Linked DNA regions of Homo sapiens: all the other regions are linked to region 3. A link is a contact called in ENCODE Hi-C or POLR2A ChIA-PET data. All regions are on one chromosome and are shown on one strand. The core of a region is the stretch at or near the end of the contact, and the rest is flanking DNA. Distances in the headings are between cores, read along the strand shown.

The links. A loop is a pair of places that touch in the nucleus more often than their neighbours do. ChIA-PET counts read pairs that join two places held with the same protein, here RNA polymerase II (POLR2A). Pooled maps may share reads with other maps.
Region 1: a loop to region 3 is called in a map of B cell, with 7 times the contacts of the local background. The contact joins two enhancer-like sites. A Hi-C loop is called at or near these places in 4 of 168 maps with a recorded cell type or tissue (B cell, MCF 10A, OCI-LY7 and 1 more), 1 of 37 single-sample maps with no recorded cell type and 7 of 50 pooled maps. POLR2A ChIA-PET finds 5 or more read pairs at or near these places in 5 of 52 experiments (BJ, Caco-2, H1 and 2 more).
Region 2: a map of PC-9 shows a loop between it and region 3 (2.6-fold over the local background). The contact joins the promoter of PKD1L1 here to the enhancer-like site in region 3. A Hi-C loop is called at or near these places in 3 of 168 maps with a recorded cell type or tissue (OCI-LY7, PC-3 and PC-9) and 4 of 50 pooled maps. POLR2A ChIA-PET finds 5 or more read pairs at or near these places in 3 of 52 experiments (B cell, OCI-LY7 and Panc1).
Region 4: a loop to region 3 is called in a map of PC-9, with 8 times the contacts of the local background. The contact joins two enhancer-like sites. A Hi-C loop is called at or near these places in 2 of 168 maps with a recorded cell type or tissue (PC-9 and ascending aorta) and 6 of 50 pooled maps. POLR2A ChIA-PET finds 5 or more read pairs at or near these places in 3 of 52 experiments (BJ, Caco-2 and H1).

Annotation. Positions count from the first base shown.
Region 1 is chr7:47,670,523-47,673,753 of GRCh38, reverse strand. No RefSeq gene overlaps it. Among named protein-coding and RNA genes, the nearest start is that of LINC02902, 17 kb to the right of the region's middle. RefSeq lists an enhancer at 682-1,560. Within about 2 kb of position 1,418, at least 3 of the 41 ENCODE cell types and tissues checked have a DNase peak (open chromatin) inside an H3K27ac peak, as active enhancers do.
Region 2 is chr7:47,946,717-47,949,780 of GRCh38, reverse strand. PKD1L1 (polycystin 1 like 1, transient receptor potential channel interacting) reads left to right here and starts at 1,315. Exons shown (of 57, transcript NM_138295.5): 1 at 1,315-1,384. The coding sequence starts at 1,341.
Region 3 is chr7:47,818,056-47,821,289 of GRCh38, reverse strand. PKD1L1 (polycystin 1 like 1, transient receptor potential channel interacting) reads left to right here. Exons shown (of 57, transcript NM_138295.5): 46 at 104-214. PKD1L1-AS1 (PKD1L1 antisense RNA 1) reads right to left here. Exons shown (of 4, transcript NR_161269.1): 3 at 3,095-3,234; 4 at 1,443-1,783. Among named protein-coding and RNA genes, the nearest start is that of PKD1L1-AS1, 24 kb to the right of the region's middle. Within about 2 kb of position 1,814, at least 3 of the 41 ENCODE cell types and tissues checked have a DNase peak (open chromatin) inside an H3K27ac peak, as active enhancers do; they include PC-9 and Panc1, where a contact is called at or near this core.
Region 4 is chr7:47,689,417-47,692,825 of GRCh38, reverse strand. No RefSeq gene overlaps it. Among named protein-coding and RNA genes, the nearest start is that of LINC02902, 36 kb to the right of the region's middle. Within about 2 kb of position 1,430, at least 3 of the 41 ENCODE cell types and tissues checked have a DNase peak (open chromatin) inside an H3K27ac peak, as active enhancers do; they include PC-9, where a contact is called at or near this core.

The DNA of each region.
Region 1 (3,231 bases), core at 169-2,668, 150 kb after region 3:
CCCTCCTCAGACCAGGCCCTAAGACTGCAGGAGCCAGCGTGTGCAGGCCCCCATAAAATCAGAGGCTACTTCTGCAGCAATCCACTGAAAACGGAGTGAACAGACTGCATAAACCAGTGTTCATTCACAGGCTCTTAAGGCACTAAATGTAAATTAGATAAATGGTGCAATGCCTAATTTCATTCCTACCGTGCTTTTTCTTAGGTTAATTTGGTGGGGTAGAAACGCACCTGTATCTACAGCCTTTGTCCATCACCCACCTGTTCCTGTTGGAGGGGAGTGATGGATGGCCGATGAGATGAGGTTCCTTTTATTCCATATGGCCACACATTATCCCCTTCAAGCCTACCCTTTGCAATGACCATTCAATCTGTCTTTCTAGCTGGGGACTCAGGCCACCAGGTCCCTTTGGTTTCTCCTGGGCCTTTGTAAGATGCCCCTTTGATGTGTTCTTTCTCGTTTGTTTAAACACCACCATGGGATTCTTGCAGGCTGCAATCCAGAGACCAACTGGGTGGCCTTGCTTTTTTATGCAGAAGTGTTGAGAAAGACCTGTCAAACCCTGGGGATAATTAGCCTTTATTGCTTCTCATTAAGACACAGATTGTCACTCAGCACAGATGTGACCCATGGGGCTGAGGCGGCTGCTTCTATGGCCTCCTGCCTTTCTCAGTTACCTGATTGGGAGAAAACTTTGATTTCCATCTTCACATTCCTTAGGTGAAACGTCACCATTGTTTCCCCACATGATGAGTGTATATTTTCTTCAAGGAACATAGTCAGAACCTAAATGTTATATGATGTGGTCTGGCTGTGTGAGAACAAACAACTAATCAATTGGGAGGAAAAAGTAAAATAGCAATTATAGGTTAATGAAACTTCTACTCTCAGACTGATCGATACTGACTTTTCTTTTTAATTTTTGTATCTGGAGATAATTGTAGATCCCCAGGAACTTGCAAAGATAGCAGAGAGAACGCCCATACACGCCTCACCCAGTTCCCCCAATCTTTCATAACTATAGCACAATGTCAAAGCCAGAAAATGGGCGCTGCTTCAGTGTGTGGGTGTAGTTCTATGTCATCTTATCACACGTGAAGATTTGTGTTACCATTGCAATCCAGGCACAGAAGTGTCCCACTGCCACATAGCTCTCCCTCCTGCTACCTCTTTAGAGGTATAACCCTCTCCTCCCTCACAGCCCTAACCCCTAGCAACCACCACTCATTTGTTTTCCAAATATCACTGTGAGAGGCAAGGAAAAGGAACTCTCAGTGTGGCCAAAAGGCATGAAGAGGCATCTCACCAAAGAGGACATACAGGTGCCAAATAAGCAAATGAAAAGGCATCAGTGGGGCCTTTAAGGAAGTGGAAGATCAGATCACATGAGATATTGCTGCTCACCTATCTTCATGGCTAACATGAAAAACAGGACCCACACCACACGCGGGTGAGGCTGCGGAGACACTGGCTCCCTCAAACATTGCTAGAACGTGGTGCAGCCCCTCTGGGATTTTCTTTTTACCAACATGAATCTTTTTAGCTTTCATTCAATTACACAAAGCTCCCCAAATAGTAGGTCATTCAGCCTTGCCTATAACCAGAGCTTTTGTAGACTTGAGAACACTAACAAAAAAAATTCCCATACCATCCAGGCCAGTCTTGCTCTAACAGTGTGGTTTGATGAATCTGGGTCAGGCCTGGGCACTGAGCTCACCACCGACACTGCGGGGGACTCTAAAGCACAGCCAGGCCGGGCGCGGTGGCTCACGCCTGTAATCCCAGCACTTTGGGAGGCCGAGATGGGTGGATCACTTGAGGTCAGGAGTTCAAAACCAGCCTGGCCAACAAGGTGAAACCCCGACTCTACTAAAAATAGAAAAAAAATTAGCCAGGCATGGTGATGGGGGCCTGTAATCCCAGCTACTTGGGAGGCTGAGGCAGGAGAATTGCTTGAACCTGGGAAGCGGAGGTTGCAGTGAGCAGAGACGGCACCACTGCACTCCAGCTTGGGAGACTCCGTCTCAAAAAAATAAATAAATAAATAAATAAATAAATAAATAAAAATAAAGCGCAGCCAGAACTGGGATCCATAGATCTCAGCAGCTGAGCTTGATGCACACCCCGAGGGACCAAGTGCTGTCCCTTCGTTCTCTCCCCGACCCCCAGGCTGTGTGCTCCCTGGACTCTGTGCCCAGCCCCGGGGGGTTAGGCGGGTTCCCAAATGCCATGGCTCAACCTTCCACGTATGCCTATGTGTTCTGATGCTTAGAAGGCCCTGGCCTCCAATCTGGCAGACTCCGGCCTATCTACCCCTTCGGAGCCCCCCCAGAGCCCTCCCCTCACTCCACCGCCGTGCATGCCGTTTTGAATTCTAGTTGCCTATGGAAACCTCTCTTCTGCACTAGACCCTAAAGGGCAGGGTCCACATCTGACTCCTCCCGTGCCCCCAACCTCTGGTACACAGAAGATGCTCAATAATGTCTGTAAGCTAAGCCCTTAGTAAGCCTGGTGAGGAGAGTGTTCATGTAAGCCCCATTTTGTAGAAGAGAGGACACGTAGATGGGTGAAGCCTGGGTTCCTGAGGAAGACGTTGGATTTTCCTCATTCCTAGGCAATGCATGCCTGTTGTGGAAAACTCAAAAAATATACTCAAGGAAGTTAAAAAATGTAAGCCCTACACAATCCCACCATCACCGCCAATGGGCTGCTGTTGTAACTTTCCAGATGCTGTGCTGTGACAGCCTTGAATTTGCATATTGCTAAAAGGAAGTGTCAAGTTTAGGCTAAGAAACAAATGAATGTCAAAAGTGGAAGCACAGAGCTTGAAGTTCAAGGTCAGCAGAGTCTCGCTGCAGGTGTCATCTGTGGGGAGCGAAGGCGTCTGGACCCAGCTGTGAATCCTGCTCAGTGCCCGCCTGGGCTGTACCTGCTTTGCAAACTGGCGCTCTCATATGCATGTTAACAAGCACACTGGGGCCCTCCCTGTTTTTACATATTTGTTTTTTTGTTTGTTTTGTTTTTTGGTTTTTTTTTTTTTTTTTTTTGAGGTAGAGTCTCACTCTGTCACCCAAGGTGGAGTGCAGTAGCGCGATCTCAGCTCACTGCAACCTCCACCTCCTGGGTTTAAGCATTTTCCCCTGCCTTGTGCCTCCCGAGTAGCTGGGATTACAGGCATGAACCACCACACCTGGCTAATTTTTTTGTATTTTTAGTAGGGACGGGGTTTCA
Region 2 (3,064 bases), core at 66-2,565, 130 kb before region 3:
TCCCATCTGAGAAAGAGCTTGTGCCTGAAAACGTTCCCACTCTTCTTGGTATCACTCTCTTCAGAGTGGAGAGAAAAAATATCTAGTGTTCTGAGTAAAACATTAAGTTTTCTAAAATCTCTGAAGGTTTAAATGTTGGTATAAAGAACTAAGACAACTAACAAGTGCTTTAAAAATATAAGAGAAAATGTTTCGTAATGGAGAGAACTCAGTCTGACCCGCCAGTTGCAAACAAGGAGAGGTGCAGGAGGTTCGGAACCAGATCATTCCTAGGTTCTGCCGTAAGACAGAGTGCGCCTAGTGTGTGCCTTGCCAGCCTTCCTTAGGAATGCTCTTCTGCTCTTGTGGAAGGTATCCTGTTCCCCAGTGCAGTTGTGGACAGTTACAGCTTTTTTTTTTTTTTTTTTTTTTTGAGACAGAGCCTCGCTCTGTTGCCCAGGCTGGAGTGTGGTGGCACGATCTCGGCTCACTGCAACCTCCGCCTCTCGGTTTCGAGCAATTCTCCTGCCTCAGCCTCCCGAGTAGCTGGGACTACAGGTGCGTGCCACCATGCCTGGCTAATTTTTGTATTTTTAGTAGAGACGGGGTTTCACTATGCTGGCCAGGCTGGTCTCGAGCTCCTGACCTCGTGATCCGCCCACCTCGACCTCCCAAAGTGTTGGGATTATAGGCGTGAGCCACCGCGCCCAGCCAACAGTTACAGCTTTTTATTCTCAGACTTCTCTCAGCTTCCATGTACAGTCTCTCCCTTGAGTAGTGATCTGTTTCAGGCAGCCACAAAGATCCCTACCTAAAACACACTTTTGTTTTGTTTTGTTTTGTTTCATTTTGTTTTTGAGGCAGAGTCTCACTCTATTGCACAGTGGTGCAATCTCGTCTCACTGCAACCTCCACCTCCTAGGTTCAAGCAATTCTCTCGCCTGAGCCTCCTGGGTAACTGGGATTACAGATGTGTGCCACCACACTTGGCTATTTTTGTATTTTTAGTAGAGACGGGGTTTCACCATATTGGCCAGGCTGGTCTCAAACTTCTGGCCTCAAGTGATCCACCCACCTTGGCCTCCCAAATTGCTGGGATTACAGACATGAGCCACCACGTCTGTCAAAAGCACACTTCTTAGGAAGGAATTTGTCTGACAGTGTTAGGAAAACAAAAGCTGTTTCTGCTTGGGAAAATGTTACTGGAGTTTGGATTTTTCCCTCTGTGTTTGATGTGTGTCCTGATAAGAGGTCACAAGTACAGAAGCTGGAAGCATTAAGCTCTATTTCTTTGTCTTCCAGAGGATGTAGGAAGAAGCTGGTCTGCTGACTGTCATACTTGTGACCAGCTTGCACAGGACATGGCCGAGGAGGCAGCCCAGAACATTTCTGATGACCAGGAAAGGTGAGTTATCACTGTTCTCAGAGGGTTTGGTAAGCTTGATTTTAAAGTATGCATTCAGAAATTTTCTTTCAAAAGTCATCACCTCTAGGATGTGGGCTCACTCTGGCACGAGTGGAGGCCCTGTACCAGGAGGGTGCATTTGGCCGGCGGGGTCAGTTCAGAGGTTGGAGTTGGTGTTGAGAATGGAGTTTTTTCCTGAAGGCTTTTGAGAAGACTCCTCCAAGCGGATGCCTTCAGCCATGAGAAGTGCTGATTGCTCTTCCTGCAAATGCAGGATACCTTCCAAGTTCGAGGACTTTCTGCTGCCTGGTAGTAGACAAAGTTAAGCTATCTGCTTGTCTGCTAGGTCCCTTGCATGGAGACCAGGAGAAACCTGGCACAGGAAGAGATCATGGGGTCTTGGCCCAGGGGTCTTATTTCTTTTTTTTTGAGACGGAGTCTCTCTCTGTTGCCCAGGCTCGAGTGCAGAGGTGCGATCTTGGCTCACTGCAAGCTCTGCCTCCTGGGTTCATGCCATTTATCCTGCCTCAGCCTCCCAAGTAGCTGGGACCACAGGCGCCCACCACCACGCCCGACTAATTTTTTGTATTTTTAGTAGAGACGGGGTTTCACTGTGTTAGCCAGGATGGTCTCGATCTCCTGACCTTGTGATCTGCCCGCCTTGGCCTCCCAAAGTACTGGGATTACAGGCATAAGCCACCGCACCCAGCCTCCATGGGTCTTATTTCTAAACCCTCTTCCCCATGCTCTGTGCGCGCCAGCACCCATGTGTTGTTGAGGCTGGGCAGCCTGTGTGCTCTGCTGTTGACTGTCTCATGGCAGTGTGACATGGTGCAAACCTCCATGCCCCCTTTCCTGGGCGTGAGGCCAGCAAGGTGACCTGCCTGTGGGATGTGGTAAGGACCCAGGTGGGTCACCGCTGTCCCCTGGCCTGGCATGATGGGAGCCTGTGCCTGCAGATCTTGCCCAGTGGGGTACCCCGCCACTGCAGGTCACTTTACCTCCTCACCCCCAGATTTCTCATCCTGAAAATCTGAGTACCCCTGTTGTCACATCTGTAAACTCCAGAGGGTCGTTATAAAAATCAGTATCCTTGATGAATGCTTGCTGTCAGCATTTCTGCCTTTGTTAGCTTACTGTCTTTGTGCCATCACCATCATTTTATCAAAGAAACCCAAAGCAAACCAGGATGAGAAAATGAGGCTGCACGTGTTGACGGGGTTGGTCACATTCATGCTTGGAAATTTCTTTGCCTTATGTCACTCACTGCTGCCAAGCATTGTCTGATTTTGGCTACAATTTTTTCCCTTATTTTTTCTGGTTACCTCATGTTTCTTTTATTCCAAATGCCCATGCTCCTGCAGACTCCCAGAGCCTTGATGTTGGCCCAATTTGACCTTCACTCTTATCAGTCAGGGAATTGCAAGGAATTACCCCTTTGCCCTTAGAAAGGAAAGAAAAGCTGAGGAGCGGAAGTCGCTGACTTGATGTTTTTTCCCCTGTATATTTATACATCTTGTACTTGCAGACCAACTAGTTCATGCACGCACTAGCCATTGTAATTGGTGTCGAGGCCCCATTTCTGAAGTCATAGCCTTTTGGGGTTTCCTGAGTCACCTAAAGCAAGACAGTGACTGATCTTGTTCATAGAAACAGAAGAGGTTTCTTGACTCTCCTGTA
Region 3 (3,234 bases), core at 565-3,064:
CTCAAAAATAATAATAATAATAATAAATCTTTTGCAAATTGAAGCACTCAGGTACCTACATACAGGGTCTGTATGGATGCTAACTTAAAAACTCTTCTTACAGAGACATTTCCATGGACATCCTCATGCTGCTTCTGCTTTTGTGTGTAATATATGGGAGATTTTCCCAAGATGAATACTCCCTCAATCAAGCTATCCGGAAAGAATTTACAAGGTAGGAGGTTTGGGTAACTCTTCCAGATCTGGGGCCATTGCACTATTCCATAGCCTGTGTGCACCTTCCCCATGTTTCACATCCCACATATGAAATACTGGAAAGATTGTCACCATTTCCCTGGTAGTAATAAAACCCCCTTCCATTCACAGACTTTGGACACGTTCTTAGCATCTCGTTTGGGGTAAATAGCAAAACAAGGATATTTGAAGGAATTTTAAGTTCTGTGCCAAAACAGGGTCTTGCAGTTTCTTTTTTGCTGGAGACCTCAGAGTTCTTCTATCAAAGCCTATGGTTGCAGTTCGTAATAACTGACACTCAATTTCTAACAGTTTTTTTTTTTCCTTTTTGAGACAGTTTTGCTCTTGTCACCCAGGCTGGAGTGCAATGGCGCCATCTCAGCTCACTGCAATCTCCACCTCCCAGGTTCAAGCGATTCTCCTGCCTCAGCCTCCCAAGTAGCTGGGATTACAGGCATGTGCCACCACGCTTGGCTAATTTTTTTGTATTTTTAGCAGAGATGGGGTTTCACCATGTTCGTCAGGCTGGTCTTGAACTCCTGACCTCAAGTGATCCACCCGCCTCGGCCTCCCAAAGTGCTGGGATTACAGGTGTGCGCCACTACGCCCGGCCTTCAGTTTCTAACACCTCTCAAGTTCTTGATCATTTCTCAAGCTGTTCATTTGCTTCTTCCTCCTTCTTTCTATAAGTAGTAGATGTTGATCATAGGTAAATCTAGCAGAACTGAAAAGTGTAAAGCAGAAAAATTTCCGTGATACCACCAGGCAAAGGCAAGCATGATAGCATTTTGTTGTGTCATATTTCTTTTCCATGTCTCAGTGCTTCTAAAATTGGGATGCATATTGTCATCAACAGGTGCATTTAATGTAGTCTTCTTTTTTTTGAGAGTTGTTCTTGAATCCATGGTTAGGCTTTATTTTCACCTGCCACAAACAGTCAGTCTGATAGTCCTTTCAAGGCAGTGTGGCTTTGAATTATAAAGTGCATGATATGAAATAATATTGGTTCTTTGCTATGATTTCAATGCTGGTAAATACAATAATTCAGTGTGTTCCAGGAGTTACCTTATTTACTCTGGTGAATATTTAAAGACACATTTATGCAGCAACTCTATCAGTGTGTTTGTTGCCTTTGACTAAGTAATTCAATTTGACGTAAATACTTTTTGGTTGGATTTTTTGGCAGAAGTGAGTGGCTGGAAAGTCAATTTAATCTTATCAATTATTTCAGAACATATTTATCTTTATTTTTGTGAGAGAGGGTTATTCATACGCAGCAAGATAATGGCTAATGGATATTGTCCCCTTTGTCAGTGTTGTGACCCACTCGTAAGGTAAGACCTGGAAGTCCCAGTGCTATGAGTCTGGGTGTTCTGTAGCTCAGTAATCCAAGTTGTTTTGTTTTTTTTTTTCTGCTGAGCATTGTAATAGTGAAATTAAGTGGAATTTTCTGCCTCCTCATTTGTGAAACCAGCAGTTATTTCCATCCATGACCAACTTTTCAGCTCTCCTATCCGTGCAAGTGCACAGCCTGTGCCAGTAGGTGGTGCTGTGTGCAAAACAAAGTGATAATTTGGGTCCTCAATGGAAATGGAAATCTAAACATGAAAAACCTCTGGCTTTTGCTAGTTTATTTTTCATCTCACATTTCACAAGTCAACATTATTTGACATATTTCTCATATGAATTGTTGCTTCTTGATATTCAAATCAGAAATATCGCAGCTGAGATAATGTTTGTGAGATCTCTCAGGTGCACATGAGATTGATGTGCTCACATTCACAACTCCTGGATTTACATAGACCTTATGTTTCCCATAGGGATGCAAAACCTCACTGCCTCTGGGTGCTCTGGCCACCAGGCAGGGATATTCAAGTATCCTGGTTGGTAATGGAATGTTTAAAGTGGACCCTCTCCGTCTCACCCCCTAGCCCCCAATACCTAATCCTGAAACATCAACAACAACTTAGGGTTTGGCATTTACTAGCATTCCAGATAGAGAAGCTAAATAAGCCCAGGAGTGGAAATGGATGAAACAGAGTTCCGAGACTGGGCCCCCAACTCATGTTTGGTTGCCAGGTGACTCTGGCAAGTGCTCGGACTTAGCATCTTCATCTATAAAGGGAGGGAACTGGACTACTGAGTAGTCATTGCGTTCTTGGATTTTGCCATATTTAAGTTGTATTTGAAGTGTTTCTGAACTTATGAAAGACTTCATGAAGTTCCAAAAAAAAATAATAAAACAAAAAATAAACCAGCAAATAAAGCACCAATCAATGAAGCAAGCGTTCTATCCAAGTGCCATAAAAGTAAAATAACAGCTGATTTTATCTTTTGCATTGTTTAGCCAGCTTTGTGGGCTTATTTTATATAATTGCGGTAACTAATACAGACAGGGCCAGAATACTCCTGGCTCATTTGGTTCACTACCTGCACTTTGGGTGTGCCAGGAGTGAGGTGTGAGATGTCTGCAGTCTGGCCATTGGGCCTTTTGGCTTTGGGTTATTTTCAGGGCTTTTTAACTTAGTTTCTTAATGTTATTCCAATAGGGAAGCAAGTGTCAAGAAGTGATACCATTTCCCCGAAAGTGGTGCAAACTCAACATGGCTATAATGTCTATACTTTATTCTTTAAAAACACAGAAAATGGATCATATTAGTTGCTATAAATGTACAATGTTTGTCGTCAAATCATCTTGCTTCCCACAGCAGATGCTCAACACTTTCCTCTGTTGAAAATTCACCTCCAGCCATCCTTTGCCTCTTTCCTACCCTCCCGCCCTTTTCACTGCATCTCTGTGCCCCCTGGCTCATTCTTCCTTTCCTTTGGCGTGAATATTTGCAGAGATGTATCTGCTCACCTTATGCCTCCCATCTCTGTCTCCATCTGTGTTCTCCTTTCCTGATGCCTCTCTGTTGCTTCATTCCACCCTCTGGGTGCTCTGGCAGGCCTCCAATTTGCTCTGCATTTGATAGTTTGACAAAACTTGTAGAGAAGTCC
Region 4 (3,409 bases), core at 181-2,680, 130 kb after region 3:
GTCTCTTCCCCATTCACATCTTCCAGAACTTTATCACCTTACACATAGCTCTCCCCAACTTCTATCTTTCCCTCCTGCCAAGATTTAATCTTTCCACTTTCTTTTTTCTTTTTTTTTTTTTTGAGACGGAGTCTTGCTCTGTCACCCAGGCTGGAGTGCAGTGGCACAATCTCGGCTCACTGCAAGCTCCACCTCCCGGGTTCACGCCATTCTCCTGCCTCAGCCTCCCGAGTAGCTGGGACTACAGGCGCCTGCCACCACGCCCGGCTAATTTTTTGTATTTTTTAGTAGAGACAGGGTTTCACCGTGTTAACCAGGATGGTCTCGATCTCCTGACCCCATGATCCACCCACCTCAGCCTCCCAAAGTGCTGGGATTACAGGCGTGAGCCAATGCACCCGGCCAGTCTTTCCACTTTCCAAATAATAATTCTACAGTCAGGGAAAGAACAGTTAAGATGAGAAACAGAAAGTTATTTTAATTCATTAGTTCTTTGAAATGGCTCATTAAAAATATTCCAGTGACTTTATGTTTAAATGATTTCATTAAAAAAGAAACTATGAGATGTTAAAGTCTTCAAAATTTGAAAGAAAGGGGAAAATCATATTTTTAGACTCAAGGACAAAATGTTCCTTGTCTACTTCTACTTAGCTTTCTGTAATGAAAGATGTTAAAAATATCCAAAGACAAATAACTGCAAAAGAGCACTCCTTCCAGTAACCTTCACCCTGATGCTTTTTTTAATAAGGACCAGCATTGTGGATTTTCTAAAAGTCATAAATTACTTTGATATTTTTTAGTAATACAGTAACCATATGTTTAATATGAGCAAACCATGACTAAAAATTATGTGTTGCTCTTGGAAAAGTTAAATTTTCTACTTGTGTCTAATATAAGCCAGCGCATCTTTTTAAATATAAGATCAAAAAAGGTCATATTTAATGGTCAAAAACTACACATCAAAGATACAGGTTAAAAAAATCATATCCTTTGTCTTAAAAATATTCCACACTTGGTGGGGCGCCGTGGCTGACGCCTGTAATTCCAGCACTTTGGGAGGCTGAGGCGGGCGGATCATGAGGTCAGGAGATCGATACCATCCTGGCTAACACAGTGAAACCCCATCTCTACTGAAAATACAAAAAATTAGCTGGGCATGGTGGCAGGTGCCTGTAGTCCCAGCTACTCGGGAGGCTGAGGCAGGAAAATGGCAGGAACCCGGGAAGCGGAGCTTGCAGTGAGCCGAGATCGCACCACTTCTGCACTCCAGCCTGGGTGACAGAATGAGACTCTGTCAAAAAAAAAAAAAAGTCCACACTTAACAGCTCTGTATAATCTACATTTGATTCAAAGAAAGCCAGTGAATCATCAAGCATTTTCTGGTGGTGCATAGAAAGCAAAGGCCTGCTGTGTCCATCTGGCCTGCAGGCCCAAGTCTGCTTCGGAAACCTCACAAAAGGGGGCTGCAGTCCTGGCCATCCTGAATTCCAGGGTGTCGTGATCCTGGAACATTCACACATTTTAAAAGTCACTCTCTCCAGATGGGTCACTGTAAGAAACGATGGATGACTCATGAGTTATTTGGTAGCACACATTTTAAAAATATTTTTCAAGGCAAAGTAACAGAGAGAGAAGTTAACAGTTTTCTTAAATGAAAATAAGATTTTAAATAGATTACACAATCCTCTAGATTAGAGTAGTTTGAAGCACATGAATGGCAAGGTGAATGCCCTTAGCTAACATTAAATCAGGCAACTCTGATAAGCAGCCCTTTCAGCAGTGTTCTACAGTTATTATTTAAGACAAGGAAATAAACATTTGTTAAAATGTTTATGATGTACCAGAAATCTGTCTGATTGCTTATTTAATTCTTATGACAACTCTATGAGGCAGGAATTATTATTATTTATTTTTATTTTTATTTTTATTTTTTTAAGATGGAGTTTCACTCTCTCTCCCAGGCTGGAGCGCAGTAGCATGATCTCGGCTCACTGCAACCTCTGCCACCTGGGTTCAAGCGATTCTCCTGCCTCAGCCTCCCAAGTAGCTGGGTTTACAGGCGTGCACCACCGTGCCTGGCTAATTTTTTGTTTTTTTAGTAGAGATGGGGTTTCACCACGTCGGTCAGGCTGGTTTCGAACTCCCAACCTCAGGTGATCCACCCACTTCGGCCTCCCAAAATGCTGGGATTATGGGCATGTGCCACCACGCCCGGCCCAAGGATTATTATCTTTATTTTACAAATGAAAAACAAGATGCAGAGTCAAAGTAGGCTGTCTATACTCACTAAAATACTTTAGCTACCTAAAATAACTCATCATAGAGCTAACATGTATAACTGACAAATAACTAATATATAATTGATAATAAATAGAACTGTATGAAACTATATGTATAGTATATACTGTTAAGCTACTAATGTATAGCTATACAATATATATTTAATGAGATATAAGTAATTATATAACTAATTACACTCATAATAAATAGAGCTGCAAGACACTTTTTTTTTTCTTTGAGACAGTCTCGATCTGTCGTCCAGGCTAGAGTGCAGTGATGGATCTCGGCTCACTGCAACCTCCACCTCCCTAGTTCAAGCGATTCTCCTGCCTCAGCCTCCCAAGTAGCTGGGATTACAGGCGTGTGCCACCACAGTGGCTAATTTTATTTTATTTTGTAGTTTTAGTAGAGATGGGGTTGTGCCATGTTGGCCAGGCTGGTCTCAAATTCCTGACCTCAAATGATCTGCCCACATTGGCCTCCCAAAGTGCTGGGATTCCAGGCGTGAGCCATCATTCCCTGCCCCTCCACAAACAATACTAAATGTCTACTATGTGTCAGCTATTTCTGCATGCACCATCATGAGAAACTCTCAGAAACCTTCCAGATATCTGACAATGCTGGGGAGGATGGGGAGTATCTGGAACATAAATGGTGCAGCCATTTGAAAAGCAGTTCAGCATTATCTTCTTTGGATACCTGTTGACACAATGCTTCTCATCCAAGGCCTGCACATGAGAAGTCCGGGCACACAGGCCACGGGAACCAACGAAGCACTGTGTGTAGAAGTCCAACGCTGGAAAGAACCCAAATGTTCCCTCAGCAGTAAATGATAAACAGAAAGTAGCTTATTCCTGGAAAGGCACACTCTACACTCATGAGGATGAATGAACTACATTCAATCAACAACATTGATAAATTCATCTTCCAAACAAAACTGAGCAAAACACCCCAGAAACAAAGGTATATAAATGGGAGAGTTCTATTCATACACAGTTCAAAAATAAGCTAAACTAAACTTTTTAGGGACACATATGTAGATGGTAAACCACAAAGAAACGCAACAGGATGTGTCCTCAAAATTAGGATGGCAGTTACTGCTACAGTCAAGGTGGGGGACTCAGAAGAA